Linked DNA regions of Mus musculus: region 1 is linked to region 2. Evidence: chromatin loops called from intact Hi-C (ENCODE). Cell type or tissue: left cerebral cortex. All regions are shown on one strand. Links, peaks and the distances in the headings refer to the core of each region. The heading gives the core; the rest is flanking DNA. Region 1 overlaps Slc39a14 (solute carrier family 39 (zinc transporter), member 14). Region 2 overlaps Pebp4 (phosphatidylethanolamine binding protein 4).

Region 1 (15,647 bases), core at 3,741-11,740, 470 kb after region 2:
TTCCCCTGGTGACCTCCCTCCCTCTGCCTCACACATCATTGAGGATCAACTGGAGTCCACACATGAGCACCCCCAAGATTTCCCTTAATTGTCAGCTCCTGCCTGGCACATAGAATGCACAAACGGCAACTTTGCTTTGGACTCCTATAAATCAAGGCTCTGAAATGGAGTCAAAAGAGATTCCCCAAAAGGGAGCACAAATGTTTTAGAACCTTGCATCTGATATCATCCGAAGAGGCCAGAGGCCAACTTGAGTGAACAGAGACATGAGAGAAGTTATTAGACCCCTGATATGAAGAGTCAATTCATTTTTCGGGTGGCAATTGTTGGGGGCCTTAAGAACACAGAGGGAGAATGTCAGCCCGAGGGGGACTGGGCTGCGTCAGCCCAGGAAAAGTGAACGCGCGCCTGTTCTACTGCACCTCTGGGATGAGCTGGAAAAGGGCGTTAGAGAGCAGCGTTCCAATGGACAGGGCGATGAAGTAAGTGAGCACACGGCTGAAAAACGCTTTCTCCGTGCACGGCAGGACCAGGACTCCCAGGAGAGAGGCCAGGTTAATCAGTGAGACACTGAGGAACCCAAAGCCCCACACTGTGGAGGAACAAGAACAGACGAGGGCCTCCATTACTGAGGGAGTAACGCTGCTGACAGTGATGTAGGCATACAGAGATCCAGCAGCCCCTCAGGAAATGTCTGCTGACTCCATCTCTTGTTAGGGAAGCCTCGGGAAAACAAGGTTGAGGCTGTTATCTGAGCAGCTTACCCTTTAGAGGAAGAGACTGGAGACGCAACATGGTGGAGTACCATGAGTTAGACAGTATGTGTACTTATGATGGCAAAACAGGTTAGGTCTGGTAGCCCTTGCTAGTGCTATAGGACTTTAGAAAGGCAATCAAGGACTTACTCAGACAGGGTGAGTCCCCTCTAGGTAGAGGGGAGGTACTAAGAGGCAGTGGGGGTGGGGGGCATGGGAGCGGGAGTGAAGTAGCCAAAGGAGGTCATAAAGATTGGCACTCTTACAGTTTAATGAAAACAAAGGGTGAGTAAAAGAAAAACATATTCACATGCTGGCCAGGGTCCAGTCCACCCAGTGCTCACCAGTCAGCCCACCCAGGGTCTGGTGATGTGTGTAACAGTCTGGGTACGCGTATCCATCATCGATATCCACCATTGCCCCAATCCAGTCCGTACTTACCTTCAATGGCGCTTGGCTTCCCCTCCTCTGTCTGTTCATTCTCCTCAGACTTCTGGTTTTCTGAGGTGCAGGCCTGGGAATCCAGCTGCTGGAGAATGGTGGGGCAGAACTCCTGGAACTCACTCGCCCCGATCTGAGATCGCTCGCTCAAGTTGTGCGCCGCAAAGAGGTCTCCAGAGCTAAAGCACTGAAATCAGGAGGGGCAGAAGGGTTCTTAGAATCCAAAACTCCCGCCCTACCCTGCCCTACACGACTCGACCCTGCAGGGAACTCAACCCCCTGAGAAAGAAACAGAAAACAGACACAGCCACACTGCAGAGAATCTGGAGTCTTGTCTCCAGGGATGAGCGTCAGGAAAGCCCCACACTTGAAAGCCTGGTTTGGATCTCAGATCAGCCATGGTGAATGCTCAGGGCACACAACTATAATCTGGTTATAGAAAGATGTTTGGGGAACAGATTCCAAGGGGAACCTTAATCTTGGCTACTTGGGTGGCCAAGGCAGGAAGACCACAGCCTCAAAGAATGTCTGAGCTGCTACGCAAATTCAAACCTAGCCTGCACAGCTCAGCGGAACCCCTCCACCCCCCAGCGTGCACCCCATCCCCAAGTGAGAAAAGAATACAGTAAACAGAGTGCTGGACCTGACTTGGGCTGGCCTAGGTCCAATGCTACTGGGGGTGGGGTGGCAGTGGAGGACGGGATTCCGATCACGTGACCAGGGTGTGATTTCAGAGAGACAGGATTCTATCTGGAAACCAGACAGCAAATTTAGCTGCACTTCACAATAGCCCAGGGAGCTATTCTACTAAAAATGTAGATTATAGATACCTGTGCAGGAATATGGATGGACCTGTGCTGATTAAAAGACACAGGCACCCGTGACCTTAGGAAGTCTTGCATATTATGGGAAGTCAAATTGAGAGCGTGTGTGCGTGTATGACGTATGCACACATTCATGAGACCAGGAGAGAACACAGGGTGTCCTGTTCCACTGCTCTCCCCGCCTCATTCCCTCGAGACAGTGTCTCTCATTGTGCCTGGAACTAGGCCTGCAGTCAATAAGACACAGCACTGGGACTAGAGGTATGCATGGCTGCCCAACCTTTACCTGGGTGCTGTGGATTCAAACTTGGGTCCTCACTCTTTCAAAGCAAGGGCTCTTATCGCTAAGACATCTCCCCAGCCCACATTCTTCTCATTGTGTTTTAGTCACATAAGCCACAACCCTTCTCTGAGGGTGGTTTTACCAGGGTCCACCTCTGAGAGTTGGCCCCCCCTGGGATTACTGACCCAGAACACTGCTGCAGTCCCTAAGGCCCACGTGTAAGTCCTCTGAACTCAGCCTGCCACTCAGGCACTGCCCACGTTGGCACTCAGCCTCCCCAGTGATGCTGACACTTGTCACAGTTGAGCAGCTCTGCATGCGTGCGATGCACAGTGCCCCGGCCACTTTTCTCCTTTCAGCCCCAGCCTATTTATCCTTCAGGGTGTGGCTTCAGCATGCCTCATGCACATGACCCTCAACTTCCCTCTCTCATAGGAGAACCCCATAATTACAGTGCACCCCACAAAATGTGGTACTTCATTTTCATCCCAGCTAGCTGAGCCCCTCAACTCAACATGGTGTATGGGTCCTCCTCAGGAGCCGCCGATGCTCTTTAGCCACTGAGGACCCTAATCCTGCCTCTCCACTTCCCATAATGCTCAGTGTGAGGGGCAAAACAGAACAGAAGGACTCCGCAGGCTGACCACTACTGGGCTGCCACAAACAGCCTCAGACTTGAATAGTGGAAGATGGGATGGGAGAACATTTCAGATGAGACTGGAGACTGGACTAGTGAAACCCCTGAGACTAGAGTCTTGGCCCCCACCCCAGGAACCCCTGTGAAACCACTCCCCAGAAAAACAATTCTTCCTGCATCTGAGGGGATTATGAGGCGTGTCTGGCATGGTGTGAGAACAGGAAACTCTCCTGAGAGCCATGGTTCACCAGCACGCACTCAGGTGCAGCTGCAAAACTGTCTGGGGACTGCCGACCCTCTTCTTAACCCTTTGTGAGAGCACAAAACACCATGCAGGTAGTGGGGAAGCCTCCCTGAGGATGAAGAATATGCTGACCCCAGTGAAGATGGGAGCTGACTGCCACCAGGGTCTACCTGCCTCCCCTGGCCAAGCTGCTGGGCCCCTCTGTGTCCAACGGTGTCAACAGAGAGGAGCCTTACCGTGGAGAGGTTCCTGGGTCCTTCCTTGGGCTGGGAAACATTATCCCGGCCCACTCCCACATGCAGGTGGTCGAGCAGGGACTTCAGCTGTGTCAGGGTAAGGCTGTCATTCTTTCCATAGCGGTCCATGAGATCTTCCAGGAAGGAGGTGGCACTGAGGGGCGGCAGGCCAGCAGACGAGGCATGAGTCTGGGGGGCAGTTCTCCATATACCAAACAGCACCAACAGGAGGCAGCTTGGAAGGGCTGGGTGCAGCCGCTTCATGGTGACCACGGATACCTAGAACACAAAGCCAGGTGAAGGCAAGGTCTCTATCTCTGCCCCCACACTCAAGTAAATGTCAACTCACAGCCCCAAGCCAAGAGCAAGGGCTCTCCTCCCCTCGGACTCTGAGTAGGATAAGCATCAAGATCTGACTTAGCCTCAGTCTCTACACGCTCTACTTGACTTTGGAGGAATCCTTCTGCTGAAGGGGTAAGACAACAAGAAAAAGGACGTGCTGGGCACTGGGGTACATGCCTCCTAACACCTAGGAGGAAGAGGCAGGAGGATTCAAGGCCAGTTTCAGACACACAGTGAGCTTGAGCTATGTAGGAACCTGTTCCACCTAAAAGAAGTAGGGTTGGTAAGCTCTGTGTCAGGTAACCATGTTCCTGTAAGAAACCCTAAAGAAACTCACTGAGTCAAAGCTAACTCTAATACACACAACACACACACACACACATACACTCACACACTCCCCCTCAACCCCTGGGAAGAGAGGGGAATCAGTGGGAATGAGACAGGAGGGTACTGGAGATTGAATAAGATCAGAATGCAATATATATATAATATATATATGTGTGTGTGTGTGTGTGTGTGTGTGTGTGTGTGTCTTATTGAAACTAACACTGTGCGTAATGGGTTTCATTGTGCTAATAAAAATATTATGCTAATAAAAATGTATTATTATCATTTTATGTGTATGGCTGTTTTGGCTGCATCTGTATCCATGTACCACATGCATTCAGGCGTTCCCAGAGACCAGAGCAGGACATCATATCCTCTGGAACTGGAGTTATGGACACTTGTAAGTCACTATGTGGGTACTGGGGATCAAACCCAGGTGCTCCGCAAAAGCAGTCAATGTTCTTAACCACTGAGCTCTCTCTCCAGCCCCTAATACGAAGTCTTAAAAAGAAGAAAAACAAAAGAAACCATGGGCGGAGGAGGTTGATCTAGGTTGGCTGTACAGTTAAGAGGCCCAGAATCCATTCCCATCCAAAGCAGACAGAGAGACATAATTAATACCTGCGTTAAGGGTATGGCTTTAAACAGAAAGGCCTTACAGAAATACTGAAATAACCATGGATTAATGATATCTCAGATTCACCTCAAATTAGTCAAGGTAGGTTAGTCAGGTAGAACATCCAGATAAGATAAAACTACATTAGGCACCGGGCGTGGTGGCGCATGCCTTTAATCACAGCCCTCGGGAGGCAGAGGCAGGCGGATTTCTGAGTTCAAGGCCAGCCTGGTCTACAAAGTGAGTTCCAGGACAGCCAGGGCTATACAGAGAAACCCTGCCTCAAAAAAACAAAAAACAAACAAACAAACCCTACATTAGGCACATGGATTTCAGAACTGAAACATTTATACACAGAAGATTAAATTAAAATAAATAAAACTTTTAAAAAGGCCATAGACAGAAATGTGTTGTGGTCAATGAAATCCTATCAATTTCCTGGAACATCGTGGGGCTGTAAGAGAAAGGAGTGGCTATAATGTCCAATGTGGAAACAGGATAATATGACACAGCTAAGACTGAGAAGGAACAAAGAAGAATGAGAGCTGTCCTTGATTTTCCTGGTAATCACTCACTTCTCTTAGTACAGTTATAATTTAATTAGTGACATCTGCAGGCATGAGGAGGTGCTCCAGCACCAGAGGCCTTAGTGCATAGTGCTCCTCCTGTCCAGAACAGCACAGCATCCCCATGGCCAAGAAACAGGTCCTACTGACCACTGCCTGCCTCTGCTGCTTACAGACAATGTGATCTTGGGTAAGCTACTTATTGGGAAACATCACAGGATGATCCAGGGCAGCCTACCATAGCATAGCTATTAGCATCAAACACATGGCTTTAACTTCCTGCTCTACTACTTACGAGAGGAAGGGCACTGGGCAAGTTGCACAGCCTCAACCATCACCACTTTCTCATCTGTAAAGGTGGTACCCAGCTCACTGGATGGCTGTCAGAATTGAGCAATCAAAGTGATGGGAAGGTCCTAGCTGCTGATTACCTGAATTGAGGTGCTTGAAATTTGACTTCTACCAGTTGGGACTGCTCTGTGCTACACAGTGAGGAAAGGGGAAAAAGGACGTGTTGGGGGTTGGGAAGGAAGGAAGGAAGGAAGGAAGGAAGGAAGGAAGGAAGGAAGGAAGGAAGGAAGGAAGGAAGGAAGGAAGGAAGAAAAATGACACTCCCTTGAAAGAAGGCTAGGGAATACAGCTCAGTCATAGAGTGGTTATGGGCCTCACATGTACAGAAGCCCCAGATGTGATCCCTAACACTGGCCTAGGCACAGGGCACAAGCATTTAATCCCTTGGGAGGCAGAGGTAGATGGATCTCTGTGAGTTTGAGGCCAGCCTGATCTATATAGTGAGTTCCAGGACAGCCATAGCAAATAGTAAGACCCTGTCTCAGATGATGACAACAACAATAACAACAAAGAAAGAAAAACAGAGAAAAAGAAAAAGAAAAAGGAAAAGGAAACGGAAAAGAAAAGGAGGCTGAGAATGAAAGAAGAGAAAAACAAAAACTAACCAGCCAGAGAACAAAAAGCTGACCATCTGGCTATAATCATTCAAGACAAGATGGCTTTCCAAAGTCTGACTTTCAGCCCAAGCACAAAGCTGTTAACAGACTGTCATAAGACCCTGTAGCTGCCTCTGCATTCAACTCCTGCACTCTGTCAGTCACATACGCCACAACACATCTGAGGGTATGCTGGCTTTAGATTCCATATATGGGTCACAAACGCTGGGGACAAAAAAATGTCTTTCTTCACTCGGGAGGCAGAAGCAGATGGACTTCTCGCAAGGCCAGCCGGGGCTACATAGTAAGACCCTCGGAAATAAATAAATAAATAAATAAATAAATAAATTTTAGGGTTGCTCTTCAGTTGAATATACTTTCAGCCACACAACTGGAAGGACCAGACAGGGCAACACTCTGGATTCATCACTAAGACCCAGATTAATTGGTGCTTTGTGGAATGGATCTTGGGCAAAAATTACACTGAAACCCACTGTTCAATGGAGGTGGTTTCCCAGGCATGTAGCACATGCTCATATTCCCAGAACTTGGAAGAGGAAAGCAGGATGAGGAGTTAGGGTCAGCCTCGGCTACACAGTGAGTTCAAGGCCAGCCCGAGCTACATGAGACTCTGTAGAAAGAGAACGAACGGAAAAGAAAAATGAATGGAGGGAGGGAAGGAGAGAAAGAGGGAGGGAGGGAGGGAGGGAGGGAGGGAGGGAGGGAGGGAGGGAGGGAGGGAGGGAGATAAGTTGGCTATCCAGCCAGCCAGGTTGCGAGCTGTCTACATTTTCCTCAATGAGAGGGCTGTATGTGCGAGGGGCAGAGGTCTAAGTAGATTTAGTTAAGGAGAAATGCCAAGTGTCAGCCTTTTCCAAGGGCAGATCTTGCTATGGCCCTGGCATTCATTCATTATTCCCTTACAAAGAACCTGGGAAAGATACCTACTTAATAGATACAGAAGCTGGGATCCGGAGGCCAAGAAACAAGATCTCAAGGCAAACTGAATTTTTTATGAACTGAAGTCAGGTCTGAATGACGTCTAAGTCCTGGCATCCGCCATGGGCTCAGCATGAAGACAGAGAACATGTGCCCTGGATACTGTGGAGAACCCCAGAACTAACTCTGTAGGCCTCTGCACAGAGATCTGCCGATTTCTGTCAGCACTAGTGGGGACACTATATCCAGGCTAGGGATACCCTGAAGATCTGGGAGGAGGGGCAGCTAGGGGTACTGTGGAGGCCAAGCTATCTTACAGGGCTCTTGTTGTAGAATCTTAGAACAAAGCACGGTTCCTACTTCATATACCTTTCTCAAATTTCCCCTCAGCAACTTCAAAATACTATGGAAAAGGAAACAACAACCATTCATGTGGGCACTGTGGCTGACTTGACTTTGGCAGCTCAACCTGGTTAGGCATTCAGGTAGAGGTTGGCATTTATGATGGATTGGCTCTTCAGAGGCTTAGTAGCCCTGAGATCCCTCGCATGGCTTAGAGGGCAGCCTGGAACATTAGAGAACTGCCCTCCACCACACCACACCACAAGCCCGGGGCTAACGCCTTCTCCAGGAAACCTCTTTCCTCTCACCTTGCCACATGGCTGCCAGCCTCCTCTAGAAAACACTGCTTTTGGACTTTATAAAGATAGGGTGTGTGTGTGTGTGTGGTAGTGGTGGGGGTGGGGGTGGCTCTGAAGTGACAGCCAGTCCTTGCTGATAGGAAGACCCAGTGGGCAGAGCTCTGTCACCTGGCCTATCTCACACAAAAGTAAGGAAGCTGGGGCAGTTAGGAGTCCTTGCCCGGAGGTCTTGGAACTGCTGAGGGCACTAAAAACTCAATGACCCCGGCCTTTTGTAAGCAGTACAGGGCGAGCTCTGCTCCAGCAGAGATTTTTGGTTTTTTTTTTTTTTTTTTTTTTGTTTGTTTGTTTATTTTTTTGTTTTTCCTTAACTGTAAGTTAGTCTTGGGGGAGAAATGTTTATAAAAGACTCTTTGATGTTAGCCAGGCATGGTGGCTCACATTTGTAATCTGAGCACTTGGGAGGCAGAGGCAGGATAATCGCTAATGGATCCACATAAACTGAGTCCCAGGTCAGCCAGGGCTACACAGGAAGACTCAAGAGAGCACACGGGCAGGCAGACACTACCCAGAAAACAACCCACAACCCACAAGCAAGCAAGCAAGCAAATAAAAACCCAGATTCCCTGGAGGAAATAAAGAAAGGCAGAGAGAACACACGCAGGTCTTACCAGAGTTCCTCCCTCAGTGGTGTACAGGGGCAACTGTCGTCCTCCCAGAGAGCTGAGCCTGAGACAAGGCTCCGGTGTGTGGCTACTCAATCCAGGCCCTGCCCATTAAAGAGCGGCTGGAGTCCCGCCCCCCGCTGACCACTAGGCTCAGGGTCAGAAGTAAGGTATTCCACAGCCTCAGGTCTATCTCTAAGCACTAGACCTAAGCCTCAGGGGACAATATGACGTTCATCTCGGAATCCTGGAGCACTGTGACTGGCCCCCTGCCCATGAGAAGCTAAGCTGAATCCTGCCGGCTGTCACCCCCTCATTGGGTTCAGAAGCACCCACAAATGTGATTTTGCCAGCTATGTTGGCACACTTTTCTGCAGTATTTATCGAGCTCTGTTTTTCTTCCAGACCTAATGGAGAGAAAGAAGCAAAGCACTTCTTTGAGGTGGTGGTAACTAGGTGGTAGCTTGCCTTGAGGCTCAGTCAAGAAGTTGATCACCAAGGAGAATAGAATAGGAACTTGGAGGAACTTGGACTGGCCTAGGCTACTACTCTCTACCCAGGTTTCTTTGAGCACTGCCATAAAAACAAATAAAAACCAGACATACAGACAGACATACTCGAACAGGATCCAAGACAAACTTGGCCAAGGCAAGTTTTTCTGAGGCTACTGAGATGTGTACTTAAGACCCTTCTCCTCCCTTGTCACATGGAATGCTTCCTAGGTGACCAAACTGAATTTCAACCTCACCTAATCTTTATCTTTGAGGACAGGATGCCTGAAGGGCCAGAAGTTCCATTTCAGGAGGGCTAGCTAGAACTGGTTCTAAGATGGCTGCCCCAGTTGACCTTCCCTGACAGTCTCTGACTCACTACAATCCAAGTGTGTTGGCTAAATGACACACACTTCCCAACTGCCTTGACCATGACTAAAAAGAAAATGCTCTCTCTCTCTCAGGCCCAACTGAGACAACCCAAATGATGAGCTGAGCAAAACTAGGCCATTTCTCACAAAGGCCCCAAGCCCAGTGAGAGATAAACTGCCACCAATTCTTGGTCTTTTCCAATAGAAAGGTTATGGGGAAAACTCTTTGTGGGAGATGGGAAGGAAAGCTGCCTCTCTCCAGTAGAAGGACTCCAACACACACACACACTCACTCACTGACCTAAGGATAACTTGCCAGTCCCAGGAGACTCAGTATTCCTTCCAATGGAAATGGGGGGTACTTTACCAAAACAGTAGACTGAACCATGGCAGTATTCCAGGAATCATTCACAAGAATCCCAGAATAGAGGACAGAGTCACATCCCTGCCACACCCCCATTCTCCAGACCCAGAGAACATCGCTGAACACCCTCTGTACGCCTGTGGGAAGTGGGGAACAAGTCAACCCACCTGGTGGGAAGGAAGGGGGCGGTTCTTCTATTTTGGGGAACAATAGATCATTAGGCAAACACAGGCAAAGCCATGCATACTAGCATCACAAGATTCAAGGAAAATAGTTCTGCCCATGGCCAGAACAGTGGGCCCACCAGACGACAGCACTTGGGAGGCTGAGATAAGGGTGGGAGACAGGAATTCTAGGCAGGCCTAGTCTCAATAGTTAAATTCTATGTATAAAACAAACAAAACCAAAAAGACACAAATCATAAACGAGGGCTGAGGGGAGATAGCTCAGTCCCCAGCGCCCATGTGAGAGACAGCTATGGGAGCCAGGGCTTGTAATGTCAGCACTGGAAAGAAGAGCCAAGAGGATTCATTCCCGGGGCTTGCTGGCCAGCTAGGTAAGGTCCAGGTACAGGGGGAACACTGCCTCAAACAGTCAGGCAAGGAACTTGAAGGAAGATGCCTAACATTGGCCCCTGGGTTCCATACATACTCCTACACATGCAGATTCACTCACGTGCACACACAGGCGTGTGTACAAAAATACATGACACACACGTGCAGAGTGGAGCTAGCGTACAACAAAAGGAAAAGAGGAAGAGAGGAACCAAACGGCACCACAGAGGTACTAGAAGATAGATTATAGTTGTCAGAGAACCGAATTCTGCCAGGAACTTAGACCAGACATACCAACAAAGGAAGCTTGAGAAAACTATTGTAAGAGGGAGGAAAAACAGGGTTTCCAGTACCCACAATCATCTGCAACTCCAATGCCAGAAAATCCAACACCCTCTTCCAACCTCCACAGGCTCTTACACACATAGGATGTACATAAATTCACACAGGCAAACACACAGAAACATAAATAAATCTTTAAGGTGGGGGAAGGCATAGCCTTGGGAGGTGGCTCAGGCAGGCTTGAAATTCATGGTCCTGTCTTGCCTCAGCCTCCCAAGAGTGGTGTACAGACATACACACACCACCATGCCTGACTAAAACCCTTTTTACATGGGAGTTCATTACACTACTCTCATCTCCTTATAGTAACATTCAGCATCAGGAAATAAGCAGGAATGCACACACTACTCCGATGGAAAGGCCTGGTAGTGCTTTAATCCCAGCACTCAGGAAGCTTTATACAACCAAGAAGGTTAGGAGTTCAAGGCTAGTCTTAGTTATATAGGCCAGTATGGGCATCAGGAAAAAAACCCAAAAGCATTATTCCTTGTTGAGTCTTAAAGCCCAGGCTTGTAATCCCAACTACTCAGGAGACTGAGGCAGGAGGATTATGAATTCAAGGCAAAGCCAATGGGCCACAAAGTTGAGTCCAGGCCAGCAAAGTACATTCAAGGTTGGTTTGGTCAATTTAGTGAGAACCTATTTCAAAAAATTTAAAAAACAAACAAACAAACAAACAAACCAACCAACCAACCAACCAGTGGGGCTAGAAGTTGGCAGTTAAGTGCTTGCCTAGCAAAAGTGTAAGGTCCTGGGTTCAATTCCTAGAAAACAAACAAACAAACAAATAAGAGATTTATCCCTTGGCAAGATCTCATTAAGTTAACAAGTAGAGATTCCCAAGCATAAAAGAAATTCCCTTGCCAGGGAAGAAAATGACTTCACAATGAAATGTAGCTTGCTCTTCCTCTTTCCCTCTCTCCCTCCCCTGCCCCTGCCCCTGCCCCTGCCCTTTCTCTTTCTCTCTCTCTCTCTCTCTCTCTCTCTCTCTCTCTCTCATAAAGAGAGTTTGAGAGTGGTGCAAAGAAGGACATGAAGAGTTTGAGGAGCAAGTAAGGCAAGACAGCCTAGGTGCTGGCCCCACAAACCTGGTGTGTTGACCTGAGACCCCACGGCATATAGAAAAAGTTGTTTGCTGGGACTGGAGAGAGAGAGCACGCTTTAGTTAAGAGCACTTGTTACTCTTACAGAGGACCTGGGGTTCCATTCCCAGTACCCACACAGTGGCTCACAACTATCTGTAACTCCAGTTCCTGGGTATCTGTGCCATCCTTGGGTCTCCTCTGGCCTCCACGGGCACCTAGCACTCATCCGGCACACATCCATACAGGCAAAACACACTCAGAAACATAAAATAGAAATAAATCTTAAAAAAAATTTTTTTTTTTGGAAAGAAGCTGATTGTAGGGGAACCCATCTGCAATCCCAGCTTTTGCACAACAAGACAGAGGCTGAGAAGGCTAGCATGGAGCATCTAGCAGCTCGGGGGCCAGAGCACCCAATGCGCAGAGCTAAGGGACCCTGTCTCAAAACAAGGTAAAAGGAAAACTCTGCCCTCTGACTTCCGCACGTGATCTGTGGTACACATCCACCTACACACAGAAATAATAAAATTAAATTTTGCAAACGCTTACAAAGGCAGAAATCGTGGTTAGAAGAAATCCTTTTTTAAAAAAAATGGAGACATTCCAATAATGTAATTAGCATAATTGTGTTAGGGAGGGGAGACCAGGATGGTGCGAGAAGGCAAAAGTTCTCTGAAATAGAGTAAGAGTCAACAGGCACTGTCTAAAATTAAAAGGAGTAATTACAGACAACACAAGCACGTAACGTTGCTGGGTGGAAAATTATCTCTTGCAAAGAACATATTTCTTCAACGCTTAACAATCCCCTTTAGTTTATTGCAGTTTCTTTCTCTTCTGTTACAGTCAAGGAATTGCAAAGCTACTCCAGAGGAGTATTTATACCTATTTTTCAATGTCCATTTCTGTCTGATTATGCTTGGAAGAATCTTTGGAATACTGTCGATGTATATTTTGTTTGTGGTTTGTTTTTTGAATCAGGGTCTCTCTACTTAGCCCTTGGCTGTCCTGGAACTCACTCTGTAGACCAGGCTGGGATTCAGCTCACAGAGATATGGCGGCTTCTTCCTCCCAAGTGCTGGGACTAAAAGCATGCACCACCACAGCCCAGCAAAAGGCTAGATATTCTGAGGCCTGGAGTCGATGTGGTTTTTGCTTTGTTCTGCTTCAGCCTATTGATCGACCCCAGCGTGTGATGTGGGAATGCAGCAAGGTTAGAAAAGACAGGCACTCAGCATCACTGACTTCATCCCTTCCTCCCTTCCTTTGAAACACAGACTCACGTAGCCTCAGCTGCCCTCCATTTTATATGTAGCTGAGGCAGACTTTGCACTCCTGATGTTCCTGCCTCTGCCTCCTGAGTGCTGAGATTCTCAGAGCCACACCAGTTTATGCAATGCTGGGGACCAAACCTAGATAGATCCTTGGGCATATGAGGCAAGCACTCTGCCAACTGAGCTACATCTCAGCCCAAACTTTCTTAAGTATAGCACAAAACCTAAAACCCACTGGGCAGTGGTGGCACACTTAGGAGGCAGAGGTGGGTGGGTGTCTATCATTTTGAGGCCAACCTAGTCTACAGAGTGAGTTCCAGGACAGTCAGCTCTATAAAAAGAAACCTTGTCTCAAAAAACTAAAAACCAAACCAAACCAAAATGAAACACCCAGAACCCTACAGAAACAACTGCTGACACATCTGAACACATGAGTTCTTCTACAAACATTTCACTATAACATCTTCCTTGTTTATGGTCAAACTAACAATGACACGGTCACCTGTGCAAGTCTCTGTATCCAAAATTAGAAAGCTAGTAATTATTCTTTTCTCCATTTCCCTTTGTGGAGCTGAGGGCCTCATATATGCTAAGCAAATGTTCTACCTACCAACAGGCTACAACCCCAGCCCGAGCAGCACCCTGAAGGCACACTATTCAAGTAAAGACTGCCTCCAGAGTCCAGAGAGCTTCAAGGAGAACTATGGTGGTGCAGATCTGTGATCGGTCCCAGCTATTCAAGTGGCCAGAGGCAAGAGGATCTTCAGTTCAGGCCCTGCTTGGGCTAGAGAGTAAGTTCATAGACAGCCTAGGTACTGTAGTAGGACCCTATAGTAGGACACAAGTAAAGTGGCACATGCCTGTAATTCCAAGCATCTGGGAGGCAGAGGTAGTTTAGGTAGTCAGGAGTTTAGGCCAGCCTTAGTCATTTCATATATAGAGGCTAGCCTCTCAAGAGATCCTGTCTCACCTCCACTTCCCCCAAACAGGCCCTGCCTCCCCACCCCACCCCACAAAAGGCTAAGAATGTAGGCTGTAGGACTGAACCCGAATCACATAGGGGTGGTGGTTCCTGGGGTGCTGTACACCCACAATCTCAGCCCTCAGAAAGCTGAAGCAGGAGGATTACTTCAAGTTCAAGGGCAGCCTAGGCAGCAAAGGAAGATCCTGTTTGAAACTAGCAAAAAGAGAATAACTATCTCATCTCAGTCCCTACCCATTCATTGAATGAGCATGGTCCAGAGGCCTTACCCACCCAAGGCAAGCTATCTTTGGCCTTTCTTCACTCAAGGCAAGAGCCAATGAACAACTGGAGTTGAACTGAGTACAGATGGAATACAGCCTCATTCTCATTCTCGGCTCCAGGCATTCAAGGATTGTATTATTCCATTCCCCCCCCCCCCCATCAAACCACTTTACAGTTTTCCTACTTCCTGTTCCAGAACCTGAGCCTCAAGCTATGGCATCCCAAAGGCTACCCAGGGTAGGCAACATCCAGACAGCACAGGAGTGACAGGGGCCCACTCATTCACCCCAAGAAATCTCAGGCTGCTAAAACAGGAAGAATGGAAGACCATTAAAAAGGAAAAAAAGGTCAATGGTAACCCAGGAGCAGGGACCAGAATCAGAACCAGCAGCCTTGAGCTCACCACACAAATATCTGCTGATCTCCCTCACTGTGCGTCAGCACCGTGGAGAGGGGGTCATCAGGCCAGAGACTGGTGAGAAGGGCCTGGGGCAGCCAGCATAAACTGACCAGGAAGGCTTACTTAGCCCCAAGCTGGGCCTGGAATGAGTCTAATGACAGCCAAGCCCAGGGTTGGAACCAGACAAGAGGGGAGAAAAGCAGACTTCAGGGCTCAGGGCCCACCAGGAATCTGGGCCAGAACTTCTAAAATGTCCTCAGGCTGGGAAAGACAAGGAAGTGGTCCAAGGCAGGAAGCCAGCTCTTCCCACCAGAGCCTGGTGAGAGTTGCCCCGGTTCTCATCCCTCAACATTTCCCAGATTGCAAAAGTGTGGCCTGTTGTCCCTCTGAGTTCACTACTGTTTGCCAGACCAGTGTCCCACGTGTGGCCTGAGCAATGTGGTGCTCACTCACACCCATCACTTACATCACTGCTTAAGGAGACACTTCCAGCTTGTCATCAGAGTCAAATAGAAAAGCAAGGCCTGGCAACTCCCTCCACCTCACATGCTTTTTCTCACGGGCATTTCCATTGCATTCTCTTCCTGGGAGCCTCGGGTCACTCTGAGCTCCTCAACCATTTTGAATACTAAACTTCTTGGTCTTCCAACAAGCCTGCTTAACTAGATTTTTGTTTCTAAAAGGCGAAGAGGGTCCTCTAGTATCCCTTTGTCAACGCAAGCCTAGTACAGGGCTGAGCACACAAGGGGCCATGTGTAAAGAATTTCTGATCAAAGATGAGAGGTTTAACTTCCCATCTAACTAAAGTCTACAAGGCCCCTACAGACCAACAACATCTTCTACAGACAATCTATGTCAGTAAATGTTAGGACCATCTATTGTTCCTTTCTCTAAACTATTCTCTTATTGTGCATACAGAGAGAGAGAGAGAGAGAGAGAGCGCACAAATGTACAAACACATTTTTGTCTTGTCTATTATTTCCAGAATGGATTTTGCTATCATCTAACTCTCGAAGGCCTGAACATGTAGCCCAGGCTGGCCTTGAACTCATGACAATCC
Region 2 (15,647 bases), core at 3,306-11,305:
CTACATGACTCATTCCTCCCTCCCACTTGGAGCACAGTCTTACTGCATTACAGAATTCTTAGTTGCCTGTTGGTTTGTTCATTCGTTGCTTGTTTTAACACTGGAAATACACTACCCCATTTCTGACTGGCCTACCAGATTCCTCATGAGGAGTTGGCTGGCAACAATTACTGTGGATTCTGTACAGAACGAGTTATATTTTTTCCCTGCTTCTTTCAAGGGTTTCTCTTGTCTTTGGTTTTTTTTCAGTTGTTTAAAATACGTGTCCCAGGCTAGGTCTCTCTCAGTTTATCTTAGGAGTGCGTGATGATGCCCAGTTTCTATTTCAAAAGCTTGACACACGAAGACTGAATGATCAAAGTGCCTGGCTCACCCAAATTGGGAGCTCTCTCCCGTCTCCAGGCTGTCACTCCTGCCCGGCCTTGGGACTTGATCTGAGCCTAGGGATAAGGCTACAGGAAAGCAGGTGTCACATATGGACTCGAATGTGGATTTCTCGACTCTTCGATACACAGATGCTTTTGAATATCTTCATTTCCAAAGCAGCTCATCCCCAGATGCTCCTTCTGAGCTATATTTCAATCTGTCATCTTTGTCCCAGGTATCCGCGGGTCCAAAGTCCCGGTTGTGTCTTTTTCCTCAGTTGAGACTTGAGTTAGATGACAGTCTTGTGGGTCTATCTCCAGTTGGTTAAAGAAAGTAAAGTTTATTCTGTCCTCTCCAGTTTGAGAAAGGGTGCCAGGAATCCAGCTGCCATCTCCCCTAGGCAATGCCATCCTCTGGCTCTGGATGACCTGTAATAAGCTTTGTGAAAACAGGCACAACAATTGGCCCACATGCCTTAACCTGGCACGTAACTACTAGGTAGAGGGATGGATGGATGGATGGGTGGGTAAATGGGTGGATGAATGCATGTGTAAGTGGATAGATAGAGATAGACAGTTGAATGAGTGGATAGATGGATGAATGGGTGATAGATAGTTGAATGGGTGGTTGGGTAGATGGATGATAGATAGATAGATAGATAGATAGATAGATAGATAGATAGTTGAGGGGTGGGTGGATTGATGCATCTAGGGAGTGGAGCTTGGGAGCTTACCCCAAATGAACACTTACTGTAAGACCCTCTCCCTTTTCAGTGACCGACACTTCCTTTCCTTGTTCAAGTGGTCCTGACAGTAAGTTCTCAGGGTGGAGAGTCACACGTGTCTGTCATGCTTCTGAGTGTGAGACTTAAAAATTCATCTAAGTTTGTGGGGCCAAAAGGGAAGCTTCCCTGCTAGAGTTTAGGGTCCTGGAAGCAGAAGCAGAAAAAAAGAGTTCCTCTCAGAATCAGCCATCAAGTGAGGGTTGAGGGTATCAGGGGGCTTTTGACTTGCTCTAGTGAGGGGGACACGATGTAGCTCAGTGAGGAAAAGTCCCTCCTATCGGCCTGTCAGTTACTAGAGGGTGGGAGCACAACGCCCCCCACCCCCATATCAACAGAGTGGATCACACCTATCCAGCCTCTGTCTCAGACTCCAATCCATCCGAGTTCCCTACCTCAGTGGGGCTACTTTGAGCTCTGAGGAGGAGGAGCAGTGTTTCAGCCCAGGGACCTTTATTCCCTGCGCAAATTTGGACAGACTCTTCCTGCTCACCTTTGCACTTTATCCTGCCCATTTCTCGAGATGCTGAGCTCAGCACACTGCCAGGTACAGCCAGGTGTGTCCCCAGGTAGCATTTTAGAGCAGCTCTCTGGTAAAGGCCCCATCCTGCTTAGCAGCCCCTATTACATAGGGTCGTAGGGTCGCTCCGTCCAACCATCTCGACGTTCTGGTGGCTCAGAGGCTATGGACACAGGTAGCAGAGAAGCTGGAGACAAAACAGAACAGTTGAAGGATATGTAGAACTGTTAAACCCAGAGCCCTCTCCAGCTTGGAGTCAGCTCTGAAGCCCAAGGTTTGGGCCCTCAACTTACTTGTCAAGCATTTTTTTTTGTCACACACTTTTCTTCAGACCTAGCAGCCTGAGGAGTAACAACTGGAGTTATGTCCTGCTAGGGAGGGACCTCGGCCAGAACAGTAAACAGAGTCCAGCTCGGAGCAGGTCCAAGTCCTCCCAAAGTACAGACAGCGGGGTAGCAGACCAATGGCTGGAGCCCAGATTGCTGGCACCCTTCTGCTGTGCTTATCAGACAGAGCTCTGGCTACCAGGAGGATCCCTGGAGTCCCCGGCCCAGGGTCACAGAATCACTTCAGGTTTTTTTTTGTTTGTTTGTTTGTTTTGCTCTGTTATTCCTTTTAGTTGCCAAGAACTATGACAATGAAGCTGGTCGCAGCAGCACTTTGCTTGAGCCTCCTTGCAGCCGGCCTGTGGGTGGGCCTCTCATTGACAGCTGAGTCCATTGAAGAAGGGAAACCTGGAGGAGAGAAACCTGGAGGAGGGAAACCTGGAGGCAGCGGACGAGGATGTTTTCTCCCACCACTGCCAAAAGAAGATGTTTCACTATGCAGGTGAGCAGAGCAGGTAGGGTGGGACGGGGTGGCCTCCTGGAGTGTGAATCTAGAATTCAGTGGTCCCCGTGGCTTAGCCAGCTTTTGTGAGAGTGGGCATAAAGTCTGGAGACCGACTCAACGGAGCGAGTGCTGAGTGGAAGACTGGATAGATTTACAGCCTAGTCATCCAAACCCACCAGAAATCCCCCTCCCTGGGACTTCTGAGACCAAGCTGCATGTGAACGGGGGTGGGGTGGGGGGGGGGGAGGCAGGGTGGGGGAAGCAGAAGAAAGAAGTACTCAGAGTCAGAGTTTATTTGTCAATAGTAGGCCTGTGTGTGTTTTGCCAGGGAGCCCTCAAGGGATTATGGTCCCAACTGGAGCTGAACTACCTGCATTCCTTCGGGAGGCACAAGTTCCCCTCATGCAGGGTGGTCACCAGCTGCAGGCCCTGGAATTCTGCACTCGCCTCATTGTATATAGGTTAGAAACCCGGGTCTTCACTTTGCCAGTCTCGTGGGCCACCCTGAGCTTCCCCTTTTCCTTGTCACTTTTCTGCCACCCCCACTCCCCCCTGCCAAGTTGGTGACTGAGGAAAACTTGAGGCAAAATAGAATCACCATGGAAGAAATGCCAGTTGAGGAATTGCCTCCATCGTACCGGCCTGTGGGCATTTATCTGAGTAACCATAGGTGTGGGAGAGCCAGGCATGCTTACTGTGGATAACGCCACCCCTAGGCAGATGGTCCTGCGAGTCTTATAAGAAGGCAAGCTGAGAAAACCTTGGAAAACACAAGCCAGTACGCAGCATTCCTCCTTGGATTCTGCTCCAGTCTCTGCCTCCAGGTTCCTGCCTCGGATTCCTCCATGATGGAGCGCCAAGTATTAGGATGAAATAAATCCTGTTCTCTCCCAAGCTGGTCTGGCCGGTGCTTTAGCGCAGTAACCGAGAGGAAACCAGGACATTTTCTAGACAGTAACGCCAGCTAGGGACCACGTGCTCAAACGCAAGATCCCATATCTTGGGGACATTTCTCATTCAAGCCACAAGGCCTTTGTGACAGGTGGCCTTGGAAATGAAGACACAGCATGGACGTGTCCACCCCAAGGACAGAGCAGTACCCCTGTGCTGGTTCTCTCCTGAGGAGTCCTGCTTAACTTAGCTTCTAGCCTCGACCAGGGAGCCTGTCCCTCTTGTGGAGTCTGGCAGGGGGTTCTGGAATGTTGGACTTAGTACTCAGAGGCAGGAATCCATAAGGGAGAAATGTTACTTCTGCTTCGTGTGGAGATAAAATATCACTAAGGAAATTTTTTGGGGTGGGAGGGCAAGGTCTTACCTACATTTGGCAGAACCTAGGCTCAATCTCAGCAGTGTGGTAGAGCTGTGATTATCCATCTGACTGTCTTTGGTGCCCTCCATGACTGCAGCCAGTGTGCACAGAAAGTCCTAGGGGGACCTCCCCCCCCATGGGAGCATCTCCCAAAGCCGCAGCAAGGATGTCAGCCCTTCAGAGCACCCCATCCCCTTACCTCCAGGCTCAGGGCTCTTCCTTAACCTCAGCCCATCCCCTCCCCCCCAACTTTGCTTAAGGAACTGCCCAAGACAATGGCAAGTTCTCTCTTATTAAAGGACAACATTTTTACGGGTGTGTAAGTTTATAAATACCTTGCTACCCACCCATACGCCTTGTCATGGAAGGCAACAAGAGCATAGAACTAACTCCCCAGAGCCCTGTCAGGCCCTGTCAAGCAGTTTCTCTGCGCCCCCCCCCCCCCCGCCCCAGCCCAGCCCATTCACCAAACAAGGTCGCTGACATCAATTGTTTAACCCTTTTAGCTCCACCAGGATGAGCAGGGGGAGACCTACTATGGGGTGGGGAGGCCCCTCTGTCTTCAGTTGACCTCCTTCTGACCCTCAGTTTCCCCGAGTGCCTGCCACATGCAGACTGTCTCTCTTTTGTCTGAGAGATCCCCCTCTATCTTGCTAGCTGCAATGAACAGTTGTAGAGGCAGAAGTAAGCCGAATAGTCTTTAGAGTGCTGCTGTGCATAGAAATGAAAAAGAAAACCCATCCCTGCCTGGTGGTGGTGGCGCATGCCTTTAATCCCAGAACTCAGTGGGCAGAGGCAAGCTTATCTCTGTGAGTTTGAGGCTAGCCTGGTCTACAGAGTGAATTCCAAGACAGCCAGGACTACACAGAGAAACCCGGTTTCAAAACCAAAAAAACCCAAACAAAACAAAACAAACAAACAAACAAAAAACCCCCAAAACAAAACAAACAAACAAAATAAAAAAAGAAAGAAAAATCTATTCCCAAAGATGTCTTCGAAACTGCCCAAACTTTGTCACCCCAAAAGAGTGTTGCACACGTGCAAAAAGTTAAGAGAAACAACTAATACTCCTGCAGTGTTGATTTGGACAATTCATACTGCTCCTTCCACTCTCTGGAAGGACAGAGACCAAGTCTAGGTGGTGGGGGTGCCCACCCACCAAAGCACACCATGTGTGGTTTACCAGCTGCTCTGGACCCAACTGCCTCTCTCCAAATTTGATCCTGGAGCTACTGAAAGCACTGAGGAGCAGGGGCTGGAAAAAGGCCATGTGGGTCTCGCTAGGAGGCTACCCTTGGCCTCCTCTCAACTCCTACAGGAACACTCCTGAAGATATGATCCTCAAATTACATTCTCCCTGGGTGTCCTTCAGGTATAACGCCAGCAGGGCATGGTGGTGTAAATAGCCATTGTCTATTTAGGGGCTAGCTCAGCTGTGTTGGGGTACCGGGAAAGGCTGGGAAACACAAGCCCTGGTCTCTGTGTAATAAGAATATTCTGACAAGCTCAGGCACGGTGTCCTCATAGGCCCAATTCAGTCAATTTTCTACTCCATTGGCAGGTTCCACATCTGTGGGTTCAGCCAGTCCTGAGTTGGAAATGTTTGGGCCAAGGGACCACCTCTGAATCAGGCCCACTCACACGTTTCGTAAGCCAAACACTTAGAAGGTACACTGTCACAATTGCACAGCTCAACCCACACAGCTTCCTATATCAGCAGGTATATGAACACAAGAGACCAAGAGCAGCCTGGGCTGTATAGGAAGTCCCTGTCTCAAAAAGAAAAAAGGAAAAAAAAAATGGCAGAGAATATGGGAGTGTAGCTCAGTGATAGAGTGCTTTCCCAGTATGTACAAGACTCTGGGTACCACACATGTGTATATGCATATACACATGCATACATAGGGATATGTATGCACATACACATGCATACACATAAACACATATACACATGTATAGACACATATGTAGATATACACCCAAGTACACACATAGTATATGTGTACTTGTATATGTGTATATATTTATGTATGTGCATACAATTGCACATATACACACACACTATATATATGCATACACTTGCACACACACATTGCTTCAGTATTGGGCAAGTACAGCTCTTTGTTTACACTTCCTAAAGGGTACTACCACACAGCAATTTTGCTGTATGCATCATAAACACTACAGAAATGAGCTGACTACACAGAAAGACATGTGTGTGTGTGTGTGTGTGTGTGTGTGTGTGTGTGTGTGTGTGTGTGTGTGAATGCAGACATCATACCACTTTCTTGAGGGATTCACACATCTGAGAGTGAGTCGATCTTTGGCATACTAAGGATGACAACTCATAGCATGCTAGGCTTTGCTCTACCCACTGACCAGTGCTGTGTCCTCACACCAACCACATGAGGTAGACACTGTCCCTGTCTCAGGCAAGTAGACCCTGGGACAAAAGCATCGGGTCTCAGTCCCACAGCTCTGGGGTCACACAGCTGGTTGGTTGTCAGGTTTAGAATTTAACTCCTCTCAACTCTGCATGCTCAGTGGTGCTGGACTGCAGTAGCCTTGTGAACCCCGGGATTCGCTGAAACCCTGACATGACGTGACTGCCCCTCTCTCCGTAGGAACCTAGAAGTTTTCTACATGGAGATGGGGAACATCAGCTGTAAAATTGTTCCTAAGTGCAATCTATACAGACAGAAGATCACGGCCTGGCAGGCGCCGATAGTCAAGTTCCACACGGCTTTGGATGTGAGTGAACTGGGTTGGCTGAAGGAGAACGTGGGGCCCTGACTTGCCTTTAGTTCACTTTTCTTGGGAACTTGGAGGGCCAGGTTTGCAGGAGTCAGGCAGCTATTGCCTGGAGTGGTGGTCAACCTCCCTAATCCTAATCCTTTATATAGTTCCTCATGTGGTGGTGACTCCCAACCATAAAATTACTTTTTGTTGCTACTTCATAACTGTAATCTTTACTATAGCTATGAATCATAATGTAAACATCGGATATGCAGATGGTCTTAGGTGACCCCCGTGAAAAGGTCATTTGACAAGCCCCCAAAGGGGACGTGACCCACAGGTTGAGAACCACTGGCTTGGAGGTTGTGTCTTTCCTACGGTGGACTCATGGCTGAAAGCTCTGGATTCTTGAAGTATGCAATGTGTCCTTCTGGTGTTTGAAATCATCTAAAACAGGACACCAGAGTCTTTTGGGAACTGTGACTACTTCTTTTCCTGGAAAATAACTTTGATACCTGTTCTGGAAACTTCCTTGGGCTCGAAGGTTCAGAAAGCTTAGGGACAGACCATGCAAACGGGAAAGAGGGGAAGTTTCCGATTTCATCCTTCTGGTTGTTGTTTTCCTCTTGTTGTCTCCTGGCCCAGACAGAGCCCACAAGGCATCAGTGGCTGAGGCTGGGGTACCAGTGTCCAGAAATGACATGGCAAGTCACAAGTGTGGGTAGACAGAAGGTGCTGACCCTTCTGTGCAATAGGGCAGGAAGGGACTACAGGGTTCTTTCTCCTCCCCAGTGCGGCCCCAGAGGCCCCGTGCCACCCACCCTGATCAGGCAGATCAGACCTGGCAAAACAGGTAGCCAGGGAAGCAGCATCACCAGGGTTGCTCATGAGGGTGGGTCTGGCTTGTCTGTCTCCCTCCAAGTGCTTTCACTACTGGAGATCAAATGTGACGCCTCCCAGTTGATGCGGCTGATATACAAAGCTGTGCTGGCTTACCTGGGGTACAACTGTGACACTACACACCTTTCCAGTGGGCAGTCTTCCCTCCAGGACACTGAGCAGCAATACCCCCTCCCCCACTCTCCCTCCTCGCTGAAGACCTCAGCCAATGTCATGCCTAGGAACAGAGTCAAGAGGAACAGAGAAAGGACAGCTACTGCTGCTACACTGGGCAAGACTCCAGCCCCACCCCACTCCCACCCCGGCCCAACGTATTCTATGGAAACCCAGCATAGCCCTGTAGGGTGAGACCTTTGTCTTCACCAAAATTTATTAGTTCATCAATCCCTGGGGAGTCGCCAGCTCTGTGTTGCTATTGCTGCAGGGGCCCACTAGGTGGAGCTGTAGACTGCCAAGTTCCTGACCTCCCCTGGAGGGAGGAACTGGAGACCAGTTCTGAGTCTGGTTTCACTGAGTTTACACTGATGTCCTGGAGCATGCATGCAGAAGAGAGAAGTGTGTGTGTGTGTGTGGGGGGGGGGAGGGGTCTGCCTCGTCCAGAAATCTATTGTCTCAGCCTGCAGGTGAAGGGTAGAAGTGAGAGAAAAGAGGCTTAACGCTACCAAGGAGAATCAAGACTCACCAAGGAAGGTTTGGTGGAAGCAGAGGGCAGAAAGAAATAGGAGTTTTGTGCTAGCACAGATCTAATGCTTTCTGAAAAATGTAAGACTCAGGGGAAGGTAAAGCCAGGGGTACTGAGAAGCTTGCACTGTGTGGCACTTGATGCTGGGCCCTATTTATGCTGTGGGTCCATTCAATTCTGTCATCAGACCTGTGAACAAAGCATTTGCTTTTGTAAAGGGGTTAGTGGTAAGTACCAGGATCCTTGCTGGATGGTGTTGCTAGTGCCCAGACCAAACAATGGCTTCCATTCTCTCTGCTAGATCCCCAATGGAATGTCAGGAGCTGCTTGTGAGAAGAAGCAGGGAGAGGGGCTGCGGTCCGGGGGTGGGGTGGGGTGGGGGGGAAGCAAGGGTTGTTCTGATGTGTGTAAAGACCTAGCGGTGCTGAGCTGGGTGGTGGCAGTGCTAGGCTCAACACTAGAACCCTGGGCTCTGGAGGCCAATCACTCCCAAGGGCTCTGAGGGGGATTTGAGGGAGGGGATGCTGAAAGCAAGCTCCTCTGGTGAAGACGGAAAGGAGGGTGGGGAGGACAGAGGGACTGTCCTTAAAGAAGGTGGCAGTCTGCCGGAGCTCCCTTGAAGAGTTTCAGGGAAGAGGCAGCTGTAGCGGAACAGGTGGAGGCAGAGAGGAAGAGGTGCCATATTGGAACAAGGTACCTAGAAAGCCAGGCGTGGGTAAGAAGGGCTCGATTCTTCAGCTAGAGGAGGAAGTTATTGCCTCAGAGTCCCCAGGGTTGATGGGAAATGGTAAGAGTTGGCACACGGCTTAGCGGAAATACCACCTCATTTCCAAATTTAAGTGACCAGCGTTGCTCAACTGTCAGGGGACTTGCCCACCCCCCACCCTGCCAAGCAAGCCCTGAAGCCTTGGCAGAAGTATGGGGCAGGCCTCTGTTGCCCCATCTCGGGGGTGGGGTGGGGTGGGGGTGGGGAGTACCTGCCTTTCCATACCACTGCACAGGCTTCTCCCATCTTTGAGCTTTGCTTCCACCTCCAGGAAGCCTTCCCTGACTACTGGCTCTGAACTTTACTTTCCATTCTTGCTGATGTCTTGCTCCAAGCTCTCTAAGTATCCCTGATGTCATCAACAGAGCATTTGCACTCCTTCTGTCGCTCATTCATATCTTGTAGCACAGCGACCACCTTGTAAACACTGAATCGCTTGCGGTCCCCCATTGGCACGGCAGACCCCTGTGCTGGCTGGCTGGGTAAGAAGGGAGTGATTGACGAGAGCGGATGGACGCAGATGGGCAGATGGACGGATCAATCAATGAATGGTGAATAGGTGAATGGACAGATGGATAGATGAATGGGTAGATAAATGGATGGGAAGCCAAATGGATAAGTGGGTGGATAAATGGATGGATGGAGATGTAAGTGTATGGATAGATATATAGATGGACAGAGAGTTGAGTAAGTAGAAGGATGGATGGATGGATGGATGGATGGATGGATGGATGGGTGTGTGGAAGAATGGATTGGCGAGTGAGTGGGTGGATAGATGGATGGATGAATGAAAACAAATGGCATGCAGAAAAACGTTTCCTGGTGCCTAAGCTACGAACAGTAAGCCCCGCTGCTCACCCATTAAGCTGTTTGGTGTCCTTGGCACTGAAGAAAAACTTCTGAGACCAGGGTCTTATTCTCTGACCAGGTGAAGGTGGCTGGGAGTGGGAGGGAGAGGTAGTAGGAAGGAATGGGGAGAAAGCCAGAGGTCCTCAAAGAGGCAAAGGAATTTAGGAAAGAGGATGCGTCCCATGCCATCTGTGACTGGAGAGCTGAGAGCCAAGAGCAGGCTGGTTGGGGAGGGGAACTTTTCTTCCCCTGGGTCCCCTCCCCTGGTGGTTCTTTCCGACAAACATTAAGTGACTCGACATTTGAAAATGTATCCCGTTCTCCAGCCAAGGAAAACTGAAAAGCCCTGAGAAGCATCCTGACTGAAGCCTTATTCTTCTCCTTAAATGTAACCAGCTGGAATCCTTTTGAAAGGAACAAATTGCCCTTAAGTGGGGACTGTGCACTGCGCTTGAGGAACGGAACAAAAGCCACAGTGCTCTGTCCCGCTGTCCCTTAGGTTGCCAATCAGGATCCTGAAAGCAAGGGACCTTGAAAGTTCTCCAGAGCTGCTCAGGCACCCCCCACCCCGCGCGCGCGCGCGCGTGCGCACCACTGCCACCCCTGTCTGTAGGAGCACGTCTGTGTTGCCATTGCCCTAGGGACCACCCCCTTGCCCACACTGTGGAGACAGCTTTCTTAGGGCCTAACAATCTGGAGACAGGCACCTTTGCAGGCAGCCACGGACTGCCTTCAGGGCTCTCAGATCTCCCAGGCCTTCCCCAGCCTTCTCTTTACACGCTGAGTGAAACTAAGGAGCCTGCGACAGGCACAGAAGAGTTCATACAGGGCTTCAGAAACTCTAGATAATCTCTGGCAGAGTGGCCTCTTTTGGAAGGGGCAGGCAGATTTATGGGGCCCGGAAGTAGGCCTTCCTAGCAGAGTGGGGGCAGCCTGTACATGCCTAAGGGGGCTGCCGACTGTAGACATTTGCACAAGGGTCTGTGACCTCAGAGGCCAGCCGCGTTGTCAGCCACCTAAGGTGACTCTCATTCTGTACATCCAGGGCCATGTAAGCTCTAGAAGATGCCACCCATCATAGAGCTTCCAGGACAAGTGGAGGAAGCAGGCAGGTAGCCCCAAAGCAGAAGGACGTGGGTGTGGGCCACGACTAGTGAGGGACAGACAATGGCGGGAATGGCCAGGTGAGAAAGTGACATGTGAGAGGCCGCAAGGCCCTAAGGCTTATCTTGAAGCCACTACTATCTCTTGTTTAGGCTGAGGGCTGGGAGCAACTTCGGAAGGGCAAGGTCACTGTGGCAGCAGATGGGGGTGGGGGAGGGGAACCTGAAGGAATGCAGGGCCAGTGGAGTAAGAGATGTCAGGGTGGTGGGATCCATGGGGTGCCCTGTCTGGGGGGGAGATCAGGGGAAAGGTAGAGTGGGTGGAATCCTGGGTTTCTGGGAGAGATGAGCATGTGGGTTTGAGTGAGACTGAATACCCGACATTCCCTTTGAGAATGGAGGCAGCATTGATTATATTCATGCCTCCATGTGGTCTCCTGGGGCACAGTCCCAGCCGGCATCCGTGCCCACTGATCCTGAGAACCTTCACCAAGCAGGAGACACAAAGAAGCCTTCCTTAGATCTCCAGAGACAGCGTCTGGCACCAGCAAGTTCTATTGTTCAGTGTCCCAGGACCTTGGGTGTGGAACAGGGACAGCTGCAGACAGACACACTTGTCTGTCTTGTCTGGTTGATGTCACACAGAAAGACTGGGTGGGCTGGACACCTGGAAAGGGGTCTTCAGTGCCCAAGTCCAGGGAAATCTATAGAAGACACCTCTCTCTCCGGTAAAGGATATGGCAAGATTAGAGGGCGCTGGCCAGAGGTGTCAGGGTAGATAGGTGGTGAAAAACGAGCATTGGACCCAACCACAAGGGAGTCGTTGGTGACCCTCATGAGGGCACTAGGGAGAGAATGAGAAGCGGACATTGTGGAGTAGGCTAGTTACTCATAACAGTCAGCTAAAAGAAAAGGACACTCAGGAGTGTTTTAATCTCACAGGACAGAGCAAATAGGTAGGGCAATGCCAAACTGGAGGAGAAAGAGGAAGCACAGGCAGTCCTGTTGGAAATGTTTGCATGGATAGAGACAGACATCGAGGGGCAGTCAGCAAGGAGGGCTTTCAACTGGCGCCATCAACCTTGGAACTGACTGGACCACCAGAAGCAGGAACTCCCAAAGGGCCAGGAAATGGAGCAGAGGAGAAGCTGACAGCCTGGGGCGGGGGCCTGTGTGCTGGAATCCAGCCAGCAGACCCCCAACTCCAGGGTATAGAAACGATGTGGGATTGTATCCTAGAAATGCGTGGAAGAGCTTTTGGTCACAGACCATGAGGGATCCTCATGCTGTCGGGTGTGGCAAGAGAGGGAAGGAAGGAAAAGGAGAAGGGGAGAGGCAATAGCCATGGGGAGAGATCATGATGCCTGTGTCCCCTTCCATCCCCAGAGAAGAGAGGGAATCACAGCAGCCTAGAACCTGTGAGCAGAAGAAAATGTATGACAGGGTGAGGGGACCACCAGCAGGAAGGCCACCACCGAACCTAACAATGTTTTAGGGAAGACCTGAGAAGCTATGACCGTTAACTTGCTAACTAGCAGCCAACCAGAGCTTCATACATGGTACCAATTAGTACTGGATGTCACTATAAGAAGGGGTAAGGTGCTTTGCAGTTTGTCTTCTGAAAGGCAAAGCATTTAGGAGAAAAGCACAGCTCCTCGTAGAGACTTCGGGGTGCCTGTGTGGTTGGAGGCCAAACATGGGAGCCCACGAGGATGAGGCTGTAGTTGCAGGGGTGCTGATAGGCAGAGTTGAACTCCGGTGGGCAGAGAGCATCAGCCATAGACTGAGAGATGCATCCAGGAGACTCTGCTCAGGTGTCACTGGCTTCTTAGCTTGAGTGGTCCAGCCTGTCTGTGTCTCATTTCAACCTAGGCCACATGTGCCTGGGGGACACAGCAGAGCCAGGTGGTGATAAGGGGGGGGGGCAAGAAATTCTGACAGGTGAAATAAGAAACCCCAGACAGCAGACAGGCCCATTCATCTTTCATATATAATCTTGTCTCTGAAATCTACCCTGAGAACATCACCCAGTGCTTATATGTAGACTTGGGTACCATTCACTCACCGATCCACGTGTCTGTCCATGTACACCCGCCATTCATTCCTCCATCCCACCCCACATATCCATCCCCATCTCTGTTTATCCCACCATCCATCCATTGGAGCTAATCTTGATGGGGGATTTGCTTTCTGTAACTCCTGTTTCAGGAGCAAGGGATACAGACAGCAGACCCCTGCCCTGCCCAGATGTCTCAGAATAGCAAAGATGTCCACCACTGCTATTGGGTGCTCCTTAAACCCTGAAAGTGGAATGGGGGGCATAACAACCAACCACAGAGGAGCTCCCTATAAACGAGATGTAATGGCACATTCCTGTCATCCCGGCCAAACTCAGGGTACATCCTCAGCTTCACGCTGAGTCTGAGGCCAGCCTCAAGAAACAAACATGTCACAAAAACTAAAATAAAACAAATTGCATGCTAAGTGACTTAGGTGTTCTTCCAGCGTGGCAGCTTAGGTAAGCTCCTTGGTTGACCTTTTGCATAGTTCTCTTTATTCCGTCCCCCACCCCCTCATCATCTTCCTTGTTGATGAACTCAGTGTTTTAGGGCTTGAAGAACTTCTGGCCAGACCTGAATCTAACCCCAGGGGACTCCACTGCAAGTGCTGGCTGATGCTTGCTCAAGGAACACGGCCATCTGATGTCTGGTCTCAGCTGAGGTTCGCAGTCAAGGGTTGAGGAAGTGCTTGCAGATGTTTTCAGATCAAATAGTGTCTCTTTGAGCAGCTGTGTGGGCTGCTGCATGGACGGGCACATGGGACCTTGCAAGGAGAGTTCAGTGGGCTTGCATCTGGTCGAGAAAAAAAGGCAGGAGTGTGTGTGTGTGTGTGTGTGTGTGTGTGTGTGTGTGTATCCACCCGCCCACCCACCCACCCACCTGCCCGCCTGTCTGTCACTGGACAGGATCTGGTCACAGTGGTCTTTTGAGCACCAGCAAAGGCTTCTTAGCGTCTTAGCTTTTGTTGTTCAGAGGGTCGAGCACATGCATTTTCAACGCCACCGAGAGTTGTCTGTGCTCACCAGAGAGAGAAGGCAGTGGGTCCAAAGAGGAGTCTTGAGAAGGAGTCTTGCAGATTGTTTTAAGAGCTACAGTATGTCATCTATCATCCACACCTGCACAGTGTGGTGGGGAAGGAAGGAGAGGGGCCGGAGGTGGGACAGTAACAGCAGGCAGTGCAGTGTGAATGGCTGTCTGTTACTCTGACTTTAAAGATTCCTCTCACTCTGCAGGGACCAGTGTACACCGTCACTTTGGTGAGCCCGTTGAACATCATGCAGTCCACATGACACTAATCACAGCCTCGTGGGCATCGTGGGCATCCGGACGGGTCTCAGGGCCTCTGTTTTGCAAACGAGGCAGGCAACACAGTTCTGGGGGGATGGTTTCTTAATAGACTTTACACTTTAGAGCAGTCTTAGATTTGCAATACTGCAAAGTAGAAAATCAAAAGGACCCCCCTGTCTCCCTGTCCCCTTGCCCCATGTCCCCCTGTCCCCCTCCCCCCAGCTGTCACTATCCATCTATGTCACCTAGAGCTGGTGTTGTACCCACCATGCTATGGTTTTGTGGCCCCGTGATGACACGTAGCCACTGTTACAGAGTAACCAGACAGGGTAAGCTCAGTGCCCACAAGGACACTTTGTATACTCCCTGCTTAGCCCTCCTCCCCCTAACATGCCTGGCAACTGCCGATCCTTTCACTCTTTCCAATTTGCTGGTTCCAGAGTGTAACGTAGCTGGAATCATTTGCCATGTAACCTTTTCAGATTGGCAGCGCCTCTGCAGCCATCAGTCATCTGAACTCCCCTGATATCTTCCTCCAGCCAATGGCCAACTGCCCTGGGCTCAGCTTTTCCCCCATGAATTGCTTTTCCTTTAAATGGACATTTCTATCCAAGACTTTGATGTGAACAGAGGACCACCCACTTCTGCCCCTGGCACCAACTTCAACATCCTCTCTCTCTCTTTTTTTTCTTTCCCGTTTCTCTAATATAAATGTATCCAGGGTAGAGATGTCTATATGCCTGGGGAAGAAACAATCACAGGTAGCTCTGGTGAGGTGAGATCCATGCTGCGATACGGAGCAGAGTGCAGGCCACTGGGAGCTTTGTCCCTCGGTAATAACAGGGTAAGCGTCACCATTTTTCAAAGCACTTTCCCTGTTATGACAGTCATTGCTGTGTGTTCTCCGCCATGCTGTAATTTCACATTTCTTATCTCACATCAGTCCCCGTAGACAGGCGGGACAGGTGTGGGGCTCTGTCTATGGCAGGGAATTCGAGGCCTAGAGAGGCAGAGGGAGTCTCCCCAGATCCTTCCAGAGAAGACAAGTGTGGGCTGTGGGCCGGGGGTGTAACTCAGTTGGTAGATTTCTTGCCTAGCGTACACAAAACCCTGGGCCTGATCCCCAGCCCTGAATAAAACCAAGCATGCTGGTGTACTTATAATCCCAGTACTCAGGAGATGGAGGCAGAAGGATGAGTTCCAAGTCATCTTTAGTTACGTGAGTTCAAGGTCAGCCTGAACTATGTCAGAGCCTGTTGGAGGGGCACACCTTGACCTACAGCCTTATACCCGTGGTTTTGCTGCCTCCAGGCCTTATCCAAGTCTCACCACAAGCTGGGAGACATTACTTTCATGTGACATGGAGGTCAAAGCTCTGAGACCCTGGCTTCTAAGCCATTCTCTGTTCCACTTATCTTTCCGTTCCCCGACGGTCATGTGAAAACATCTTCTGGCCC

What was found. Hi-C counts contacts between places; a loop is a spot of excess contacts. Peaks named below come from ENCODE experiments on the same cell type or tissue, not always from the same donor. Only the 100,000 strongest peaks of a DNase experiment are listed, where the experiment ranks them.
Region 1: it touches region 2 in a loop (2.4-fold over the local background); 4 of 42 quality-filtered maps call a loop at or near these places.

Annotation. Positions count from the first base shown.
Region 1 is chr14:70,315,242-70,330,888 of GRCm38, forward strand. Slc39a14 (solute carrier family 39 (zinc transporter), member 14) reads right to left here. Exons shown (of 10, transcript NM_144808.4): 3 at 3,421-3,699; 4 at 1,197-1,383. The coding sequence starts at 3,684. Among named protein-coding and RNA genes, the nearest start is that of Slc39a14, 28 kb to the right of the region's middle. In left cerebral cortex, for the core only: no CTCF peak of the experiment used is centred there; DNase peaks (open chromatin) are centred at 8,726 and 9,725.
Region 2 is chr14:69,845,197-69,860,843 of GRCm38, forward strand. It overlaps Pebp4 (phosphatidylethanolamine binding protein 4), which reads left to right. Exons shown (of 7, transcript NM_028560.4): 2 at 2,287-2,495; 3 at 6,432-6,558. The coding sequence starts at 2,299. Among named protein-coding and RNA genes, the nearest start is that of Pebp4, 13 kb to the left of the region's middle. In left cerebral cortex, for the core only: a CTCF peak has its summit at 7,876 (motif pointing right); a DNase peak (open chromatin) is centred at 7,879.